2 separate regions of the Homo sapiens genome follow, and region 1 is linked to region 2. A link is a loop called in an ENCODE intact Hi-C map of the cell type or tissue named here. Cell type or tissue: psoas muscle. All regions are shown on one strand.

Region 1 (2,500 bases), 270 kb before region 2:
CCTAGCCAACATGGTGAAACCCCGTGTCTACTCAAAGTACAAAAAAAAAAATTAGTCAGACGTGGTGTCACGCACCTGTAATCCCAGCTCTTTGGGAGGCTGAGGCAGGAGAATCACTTGAACCCAGGAGGCAGAGGTTATAGTGAGCCAGTATTGCGCCACTGACCTCCATCTGGGCAATAGAGTGAGACCCTGTCTCAAAAAAAAAAAAAAAAAAAAGAAAAAAAATGCATGAATGCCAGGTGCAGTGGCTCACGCCTGAAATCCCAGCACTTTGGAAGGCTGAGGCAGGAGGATCACTTGAGCCCAGGAATTTGAGAGTGTCTCTCCTGGGCAACAGAGACAGACCTCATCTCTACTAAAAAAATAAAAATTACAAACAATTAGCCGGGCATAGTGGCATGTGCCTGTGGTCCCATCTACTTAGGAGGCTGAGGTGGCAGGATCCCTGAGCCTGGAGGCAGAGGTTGCAGTGAGCAGAGATCATGCCACTGCACTCCAGCCTGGGTGACAGAGTGAGAACCTGTCTCAAAAAAAAAAAAAAAAAGCATTCACTATCCACCATGGAAGGTGAGACTGACCCACTGTGAGTGATTGTTCAAAGAACAAAAAATAATCCCCAGAGATAAGACAAAAGGGTGCATCCATGGGGCTGTGATTTAAATCTGAGAAATTGGGCTTCTTTCCCCTCCCCTCTCACCCCATGGTTTACTAAAGGAGATGAACAAAAGGATTCTTTTTTTGGCTTAAATATTTAATACTAAATTAAAGCCAGTTTTAACAGCACTTCGGTTGATGAGATTAACAGACTGGCCAAAAATAAATGAACACACTCTGTACTGTGTGAAAAAGAGGCAGCTTTGGCCATGCTGGGTGAATGTGAGTTTTCAGGGTTGCTGGGAATGTCTGTGAATCAGAAGAAGGGCCTAGGTGGGAGTCTCAGGAGCCGAGACCCCAAGGGGTGACTTACCCAGTCCCTGCCCCAAGCCGTTACCGTGTTCTTCCTGGGTCGGAGCACAGGCCAGGAGGCTGGACCACCAGGCTGGCATTCTCGCTGAGCTGCTCCCTGACTTCCTGACCATGCTCCCTTCAGCAGCCTCTGCACTTTAGTTTCCTCGAATGAGAAATGGGGATGAGAATAGCTCCTAACTCCAAGGTGGATGGAGTAAGTTCGCACAGGTTGAATCCCTGGGATCAGCGCCTGGAGCCTGACAAGGTCCAGTCAGAGCCAGAACTGCTGTTACTGATACTGACCCTTGGCCGTACCAGGGGAGAACTTGGTTGCCATTGCCAGGTGTTCTCCCACCACGCCCAGCTACTGTCCCTGTTTGACATGTGGCTGGAATAAAGCTGTGCACGTTGCAGCTTTTGGCACATCCTGGCTTTGAGGTAAAAGGTACGTGTGTGTTTGAGGGTTGAGCCTGGCCATGGGAATGATAATCACAGCCCAACCCAGCCGTGAGGTCGAACCCTACCTAGGGGTGAGTCCTGAGCTTGACACCCCTGAGCTGTGCGGTTCACGGTGGCATTCATTGTGTGGCTTGGCTGCACCCCTTTCCCTGCTGGGCTGTTGGTGTTTAGATCGGAGCCTGTGTGTTCACTTCCAGGAACCAACCCTCATGCGGACAGGAATGGGGGTGCAGCCACCTGTGCTTCTTCACGCCCCACACAACCCGGTTTGGCTGCCCCATCTAGGGCCTGGAACTGCTGAGTGACATGAAGACCTGCATCATGCCCAAGGCCTTCTTGGTCTTCACCAGTAGAGCCGCCATCCACAGGATCTCCCTCGAGACCAACAACAACGATGTGGCCATCCTGCTCTCGGCGTCAAGGAGGCCTCGGCCCTGGACTTTGATGTGTCCAGCAACCACATCTACTGGACAGACATCAGCCTGAAGGTAGCGTGGGCCCGAACATGCACACGTGCAGCCTATATGGGAAAACCTTCCCTCTGTACCTGCCTCAAAGGTTTCAGACATTTTTCTTAAAGCACTATAATATTTATTGTAACACAATTCAAGCTAATTAAATATGAGCAAGCCTATTTCAAAAAAAATAGACGATTATAATGAGCAAATCCGGTAGACACACATGACGGCTTTTGTGAAATGCTTGTGTGAATGTGAAATGTCTGTTGTCCGTTGAGCTTGACCTCAGACACCCCACCCGCTGTCTTTCCAGTGCCCGTTTGCTTAGCACTCTTTCTTCATTTATAGTGCAAATATAAACATCCAGGACAAATACAGGAAGACCTTTTTTTTTTTTTTTTTTTTTTTTTTTTTTTTTTTTTTTTGAGACGGAGTCTTGCTCTGTCGCCCAGGGTGGAGTGTGCAGTAGCATGATCTCAGCTCACCGCAACCTCCACCTCCCAGGTTAAAGCGATTCTCCTGCCTCAGCCTCCTAAGTAGCTGGGTTTACAGGCATATGCAACCACACCCAGCTAGTTTTTTTAGTAGAGACAGGGTTTCACCATGTTGGCCAGGCTGGTCTTGAACTCTTG
Region 2 (2,500 bases):
GGCGACGGGGTGAGACTCTGTCTCAAAAAAAAAAAAAAGAAAGAAAGAAAGAAAAGAAAGACATCATTAACACCAGTGAAACCACTTCCATCTTCTTAAGAGCTTTCATTTTACCAAATGACCACTCACAGAGCACCAACTACTCCATGCTAGCCAATTTATACCCAGCATCTCATTTAATTGAGTCAATACCCTGAAGCCTCGCTAAAGGTGGTAGATGCTGTTGGTTCCCTGCCAGATCTCCTTTATTGGCTGGGGCGCCCATTCCCCAGGTGCTGGGGGCTCTGGCTGCTATGGCTCACAGCCCCCTCTCCTCCAGACCGTGGGCAGTGGAGAAAAAGCTGCCCCAGTGCTCTGAAGTAGGACTTATTTTGTGATGCTGTTCACCCGCCAAAGCTCCTGAATGGACCACGTTGACTCAAGCTGTTGTCACTAAATCACATCCACACAAATCCCCACCTCAGAGTCTGCTTCTGGGAACCCGACCTGAGACACTGCTCTGCAAAATCAACAAGGTGACGCAGTTGTTTTTGTTGTTGTTGTTTGGTTGGTTGGTTGGTTTTTGAGATGGAGGAGTCTCGCTCTGTCTACCAGGCAGGAGTGCAGTGGCGTGATCTCGTCTCACTGCAACCTCCGCCTCCTAGGTTCAAGTGACTCTCCTGTCTCAGCCTCCTGAGTAGCTGGGTTATAGGCGCCCGCCACCATGCCTGCCTAATTTTTGTATTTTCAGTAGAGACAGGGTTTCATCACATTGGCCAGACTGGTCTCGAACTCCTGAGATCAGGTAATCCACCACCTCGGCCTCCCGAAGTATTGGGATTACAGGCATGAGCCACTGTGCCCAGCAGGAACACAGTTTTTTAAACTGTTTCTGGGTATCCACTGATTCCAAACTAAATCTCTAAGAGTGGGCAGATTCAGCATGAGAAGTTTGGAAAAGCAAGACATGTAGCTGAGGTTGGTAAATAAGATCCCGGAGGCAGCGGCGGGGTGGGGGGTGGGAGGGGCAGAATAAAGGTTTATTATGCCCATTTTACAGATGAGAAAAACTGAGGCTCACATAAGTGATTTTTGTTGTCATGGATTCTAAATTTGAAGTCAAAGAGGTAGATTTGAACCCTGTTCCGTTGCACCCCAAAGCCTTAACTCTTCTCTCCATGCCTACTGCTCAGCTGTTTGGGGGTTAACAGGCCTGGCCAGTGCTGAACATGGTAACTTTAGGCTGGCTGTGAGTAGAACATTCCCCGGCTTTACTTGCCTGGTGCAAGCTGCTCAGCCGGCTCTAAATTTAGAACTGCTAACATGGTCAGGAAGAGGGGTCCCTGGGGGTTACTGTTCCACAGCCAGACGGCGCTGGGATTCGGACTGGCGCCTTGGTCACACTCAGAGCCAGCCTGGTGTGGAGAAAATATGGAAACAGCTCTCTGGCCGGCCTTTGGGGGATTTCCTGTCCACCTGTGCAGACCGAACAACAGGAAAAGTCTGCAGTGGGGTTGGGTGGATGGGACGGGGCAGATGGAGATGGGCGAGGTCCACCCAGCTGGGCTTCCCTTCTCAATTCATTCACAGATGGATGCTCCTACAAAGGTCAGGGCAGTGCAGGAAGCATTTGCTAAGCACCTGCTCTATGCCTGGCCCTGCATTAGGATCTGAGGGAAAAGATGAACGAGATACATTCCTCTCCTCAAGAAGTTCATTTATGCACTCACTCACTCCTGCGTTCAGCTCAACACATATTTATTTATTCAGCACCTATTGTGTGCCAAGCCCTGTTCTAGGAAGTGGGGAAACTAATGAGCAAGACATGTCCCTACCCACAAGAACCACTTTTTCACTCACCCACTCATTCGCTCATTCAGATTAACATTTAATGAGCACCTGCTGTGTGCAAGACCTTAAGCTAGGAAGTGGAGAGACAGAGATGAACAAGACATGCTCTCTGAGGATGAAAAGTTTCATTTTCGCATTCATTGTTTTCTTTCACTCTTTCATTCAGTTCTGTAAATGATTAATGAGCACTTGCTGTGTACTCAGCCCTCTGCTAAGCACTGTGCATATAGATATGAAACAAGACACAGCCACTACTGATAGAGTTCACTTCAGTGGTTCATTCATTCATTCAGCATAACATTCATTGATGGAAACTCCTGGATGTCAGGCACTGTGTCACGTGACAGGGATACAAAGATAGGGGCTGTTTCTGCTTGCAAAGAGTCTCACTCATCCATTCATTCTTTCATTCCTCCAGTGCAGTGAGTATTTATTGAGTGCCTACTATGTGTCAGGGACACAGATGTGCATACGAGAGAATCTCTGCTCTTGAACAGCCTTCCTCCCTTCCTCCCTCCCTCCCTCCCTCCCTCCCTTCCTCCCTTCCTTCCTTCACCACTTATCAGTTTGCTTCACTCAACATATATTGGACACTTACTGTCTATCAGGCTGTGCGGAGGCAGAGGAATGAATCCCAGGCCTGGATCTGAAGGAAGTCATAGACACACCA

Evidence for each region. Peaks named below come from ENCODE experiments on the same cell type or tissue, not always from the same donor. Only the 100,000 strongest peaks of a DNase experiment are listed, where the experiment ranks them.
Region 1: a loop joins it to region 2, with 6 times the contacts of the local background. A loop is called at or near these places in 2 of 110 quality-filtered maps.

The regions. Positions count from the first base shown.
Region 1 is chr22:25,351,010-25,353,509 of GRCh38, reverse strand. It overlaps the pseudogene LRP5L. Among named protein-coding and RNA genes, the nearest start is that of MIR6817, 100 kb to the left of the region's middle. In psoas muscle, no CTCF peak of the experiment used is centred here; no DNase peak of the experiment used is centred here.
Region 2 is chr22:25,085,650-25,088,149 of GRCh38, reverse strand. The region is part of intron 6 of KIAA1671; the gene reads right to left. Among named protein-coding and RNA genes, the nearest start is that of KIAA1671-AS1, 26 kb to the left of the region's middle. RefSeq lists an enhancer at 1,854-2,148. In psoas muscle, no CTCF peak of the experiment used is centred here; a DNase peak (open chromatin) is centred at 1,409.